2 separate regions of the Homo sapiens genome follow, and region 1 is linked to region 2. A link is an interaction called in ENCODE POLR2A ChIA-PET data of the cell type or tissue named here. Cell type or tissue: GM12878. All regions are shown on one strand.

Region 1 (2,500 bases), 740 kb before region 2:
ATCCATACTTTCCATAGGCAATACTGTGTGCTCATTTAGCAAATGGAGACAATACCACCAAAATGTAGAAAATTATGAGGCTACTGTGAAGATTAAATGAGAAAAGATGTGTATGGTCCCTGCCACAGGTTAAACACTCCATAAATGGCTGTGGTGATGATGATGATTATGATGAGTGGTGTTTACAATTCAAAGAGATGGAAAGGCACAATAACTAAGTTCTATTAATTAACCTGCACACTGGGCTTGCTGGTTCATACCTGTAATCCTAACACTTTGGGAGGCCAAGGCAGGCAGATTACTTGAGGTCAGGAATTCAAGACCAGCCTGGCCAACATGGTGAAACCCCATCTCTACTAAAAAATACAAAAATTAGGCCAGGCGCAGTGGCTCACGCCTGTAATCCCAGCACTTTGGGAGGTCAAGGCGGGCAGATCACCTGAGGTCAGGAGTTCGAGACCAGCCTGGCCAACATGGCGAAACCCCATCTCTACTAAAAATACCAAAAATTAGCCGGGGTGTAGTGACGGGTGCCTGTAATCCCAGCTACTCAGGAAGCTGAGACAAGAGAATCGCTTGAACCCGGGAGGCAGAGGTTGCAATGAGCCAAGATCGCACCATTGCTCCAGCCTGAGCAACAAGAGCAAAACTCCATCTCAAAAAAAAAAAAAAAAATTAGCCAGGCATGGTGGCGCATGCCTGTAATCCCAGCTACTCGGGAGGCTGAGGCAGGAGAATCATTTGAACCCAGGAGGTGGAGGTTGCAGTGAGCCAAGATGGTGCCACTGCACTCCAGCCTGGGTGACAAGAGCAAGACTCCTTCTCAAAAAGAAAAAAAAAAATTTCACCTGCTAAACACATTCACAATCCATCTACTTTCCCCATCCCAACTAACACTTCTCAGCAAAGGCCACAGCCAATTCTTGTCTGGGCAACTACTGTAGCCACCTAAACTGGTCTCCCTGGTCAGCCTGCTATCCCCCCTCCAGACCCTGACCTTCACAGCAATACAAGTGAAACTGAAAGATAAAAGGCATATCTGATCATGTCACTCCCCTGCTAAAACTCTTTCAGTGGCTTCCCCTACCCTGTGAATGCATCTGCATTCTGTAGCAGAGCTACCAGGCCCCAATGTGGCCTCTGTCTGCACTCTCACCTGTGGCCATCAGATCCCTCTAGTCCCTGATCATTTACACTCCTCCTATCCCCACCTGCCTTAGAGCCTTCCTGAGGGCTGTTTCTCTGCTGGGAAGCTTCCTCCTGCCAAATCCTTCATCCTCCTCATTCAGATCTCACCCTAAATGTCACCTCTGTAAGGACACATTCCCTGACCCTCAGACCAGGGTGGGAGGTCTCCCATTACAGTTCCCAAAAACGCCCTGGGACTCTCCTTGATGCATTTCTCAGTCTTGCAATTTTCTTAGTAATTTGTAGTTATTTAGTGGCTGCCTTCCCCAAAGGCCTGCTGCTCTAACTCACCACTGGATCCCCAGTGCTCAGCACAGTGTTTAGCATATGATGAGTGCTCAGTAAGAATTTGCTAGCTGACTGCCTAGGGAAGAGTGGCATAGGGGTATTGAAGCCAGGAGTTTGCTTCCATTCCTAGACACCTGGATAGCATTGCTACCTCCAGGTTGCTTAGTCTCTCAGGGCCTCAGCACCTGAGGCCAGCATAATCTGCCAGTGGCATCCTCTGCAGAAAAAAAAAAAAAAAAAACACCTCAGATTTTCAGCTACTCTGAGAAGAAATCAGCTGGTGAAGTTTCTTCTGTCTTCACCCCATTCATGGCCTGGCCATGATGACCAAAGACCCAAGCTGAACCCTGAATCAGCCAGGGTTCTGCCAGGAAACAGCACATTTAACTTGGGCAAGTTGAGGAGAGTTTAATGAAGGGACCACTAATGTGTAGGCTGGGTGCAGAGAAATGAAAAGCAATGGTAAGGAATTCCAAGGCCAGTAACAGTAGAGGAGGAGCCAGTTACCACTCATAGACCTTAAGAGTCTGGAGAGAGAAGTAGTCACAGAACCTTGAAACATCAAGGGTAACACAGAGGGCAGCTTTCTAGAATTCAATGCTTTCCACCGGGGGCAAAGCCAGCCTTCAATAACTTCTCAGGGAGGGAGCGGAGAGAATCAATACCCTGACCTCACTCTCCCCTCATTCCAACACAATGGAAGCAAGACGGTAGGACAGCTGGTATTTATTCCACACAGGACAGCCACACAGGGCACAGAGCACGGTGGAGGGGCTGAAACAGAAGATATCCAACCCATGCCATCCCCTCTGTGAGGCTAGCAGTTAAGTATAGTGAAAATGCAGAGGTTGGGCTCTGAAGTCAGGCAGACATGGGCTTGAATCAAGGCTCCTCAACTTCTGGCTGTATGACCTTGTCAAAGGACTTATTGGCTCTGAGTCTTAAGTTACTTCTATAAAATGAGCATGATAACATCTACTGCATATGCATTTAAAAATTACTAAGGCCAGGCACGGTGGCTCAA
Region 2 (2,500 bases):
TCCAGTAAGGCTGGGCTCTTGAGCATCTTGCCACGCTTTGATCCTAGGGGTATTCATGGGAGTAGTCTTAATTTGTATTCAGAATGGATTGTCCAAGGAGAAGCTGGAACGGAGGAGGGTGCTGACCATGGGTAAAGGGCAAGTGGGCCACAGGTTGGGCCTCTGGCCTGCCCGATCTCCTTGGGGAGCCAAGTTTTCCTGCTGTTGGGTGACTGCCACAGCCCAGCTCTCTGAAATAGGCTAGAGACCTGCGCAGCTCAAACTATCGTTGATGAGTAAAGGGCCAAGTAGCCTGCCAAGGCCCAACTCCAGCTGAGGACAGGCCCTTTGGCCCATAGTCAGGCCTACTGGCTTAGGGGGCCAGGCTTCCTTTTCCTGGTCCAGCCTTAAGAATCTCCAAGCAGGCTGGTCAGAGGCTTGGGCTTAAGCAGGCACCACAGGGGCAGGGAGGGACACTGCCCCTCAAGCAGCTCAGCCAAGGAAAGGACCAAAAGCAGTAGGCACTGAGGCCAGTGAGCTGAGAAGCAGCAGCCTCTCTGGTAGCCACTCATGCTGTCCCCTCCCTGCTCGGGCCCACCTTTCTTCCTCAGTTACTCATATGGCCCTGGAGGTCCCTTAGCAGCCCAGAGTTCTCCCATCTAAGGGGATCTCTTGGACACTGAGGGAGACAGGGCTGGGACCAGGGACCAGCTCTCCTGCCTCTCCAAAGGGAGTATGTCAGGCTCCCTGGGGAATGCAGGCCGGGGTACATGAGGACCCCTAGCTCAGAGCCAGGTTAGGACAGAGTTGCTGGCCAGCCCCTGGCATCTAAACAGAGCTGGCAGCAGGGTGGCCAGCCAAGAGGGATGGAGGAGGAAATGGAAGGGCAGGCAGGTCTTGGTCTGACCAGCACACGGTACCCCTTTCCCATTGGGCCCACACTCACCAGCTCACAGTGTGGGGGAGCTGCCCCATGCTGCCTGAGGTCAGGGAGTAGAAGCCAGAGAGGTCAGGGGTCTGCAGAGGCCTGTGAACTGCAGAGGAGAGAAGCTGAGTGAGTGGGCTAGCCTGACCTGGCAGGCCATATCAGCAGTTACTGCATCCTAGAACCTCCTACAGGGGCCTTAAGATCCCACCAGCTTTGCTAGAGGACCAGACATAAACTAGTTTATTCAGGAGGATCCCAGTGTGATAATAGTGCCCCTTTGACAGACAAGGGAACCCAGGGCAGAGGGCTGGGGTGACTTGCCTAAGACATTAGGGGGCCAGTAGGCAGAGCTGAAGTCACTCAGGCATGGAGGCATTGGGGCATCTCTGCTCGGGGGACTCCAGCCTAGCTTTCTGGGCAGGAGGCAGGCCCCTGGTCTAGGGGAGCCCAGCCTGGGGAGCCAAGGCTCCACCTGCCCCCCAGGGTTGAGTCAGCAGGTTTCCCACAGCTGACAATGAGGGATTTCAGAATGACTTTGCCTGAGGCTGAGGTGAATCAGCCATCACAACCACCACTTTCCATTTTCTCACTGAGAGGAGGAAAGGCTACAGTTTTACAGTTCTCAGCAATGCTGCCATACTGGCAGCGGGGTCACCCATGGGATTTAGGCTTCAACCTGAAGCCTTCACATTTTGACCTAGCACCACCTTTTCCAGTTTTCTGATGCCCTTATACCCCCAGTCCATCTTTCTGGTATTTTCTTTGGGCCCTTAGTTTGCACAGCCCCAGGTTCTCCAGTTATAAAATGGACCCAGCTACCTGGTCTCAGAAGCTGGGGTCTTGGCCCTTAGGCTCTGGTTTCACTGGGCCCCTCCCCATCCCAGGCTTGTACCTTGCTTCTGGCTGATGTCCGCAGGTGCAGGGGTGGGATGTGGGCTGTTGAAATGTTCGTAGAGAGAGAGTTGGGGGACACCGTGGGGGGGCTGATTGGCCTTGTGCTGAAAAATGAGAAGGAGGGTGGGTGAGTGTGGCGAGTCCTGAGGGAGGAAGACACTGGGATGAGGGTATACAGGAAGCCCAGCTGTCAAAGAAAAGTGGTGGCCAAAACCACAGGCCTCAGCGAAGGGGGTACCACTCAAGTCACAGTGTCCAGTACCCCGCCCACTAGCCCCCAAGACTTTGCCCAAGCAGTCCCACCCCCTAGAAAGCCTCTTGGTCTTTCTGGGCACTCAATTCCTGGAGGTGCGTCTCCCCTGTCCAGAAAACCCTTATTGGCCTCCTCATCTCAGGTTTGGCTTGTCTGGGAGGTTGCTTATAGCCTCCAGCCCCCTAAAGCAGGGCATGGCCTGAGGACCCAGGCCTACCCCAGCACACCCTGGAAGAAGCACAGCTATCTTTCCTCATCTTCTAGCCCCCAGTCTGGGGATTCTGAGTCTGACCATTTGTCTTAGCTCAGGCCTAACAGGATTTTCTGACACAGGGAAGGGCCCTCCTCAATCCCCTAAATCAGGGGAGATGGGGCCTGGCTTCCTCCAGGGCCATCCTTGCCCAGCCCCCGTACTTCCTGTTTCCTCAGCACCGCAGGACTCTTAC

Evidence for each region. ChIA-PET counts read pairs that join two places held together with the same protein. Peaks named below come from ENCODE experiments on the same cell type or tissue, not always from the same donor. Only the 100,000 strongest peaks of a DNase experiment are listed, where the experiment ranks them.
Region 1: POLR2A ChIA-PET joins it to region 2 with 5 read pairs; 4 of 35 experiments call an interaction of 5 or more read pairs at or near these places.

Annotation. Positions count from the first base shown.
Region 1 is chr5:134,875,950-134,878,449 of GRCh38, reverse strand. All of the region lies in intron 1 of TXNDC15 (thioredoxin domain containing 15), which reads right to left. Among named protein-coding and RNA genes, the nearest start is that of TXNDC15, 2.8 kb to the right of the region's middle. RefSeq lists an enhancer at 974-1,033. In GM12878, no CTCF peak of the experiment used is centred here; a DNase peak (open chromatin) is centred at 1,025; H3K4me3 peaks cover 1,592 bases; H3K27ac peaks cover 983 bases.
Region 2 is chr5:134,137,464-134,139,963 of GRCh38, reverse strand. TCF7 (transcription factor 7) reads right to left here. Exons shown (of 10, transcript NM_003202.5): 4 at 1,800-1,905; 5 at 926-1,013. Among named protein-coding and RNA genes, the nearest start is that of TCF7, 24 kb to the right of the region's middle. RefSeq lists enhancers at 1-602, 1,194-1,303, 1,474-1,643, 1,654-1,723. In GM12878, no CTCF peak of the experiment used is centred here; a DNase peak (open chromatin) is centred at 1,453; H3K27ac peaks cover 2,500 bases.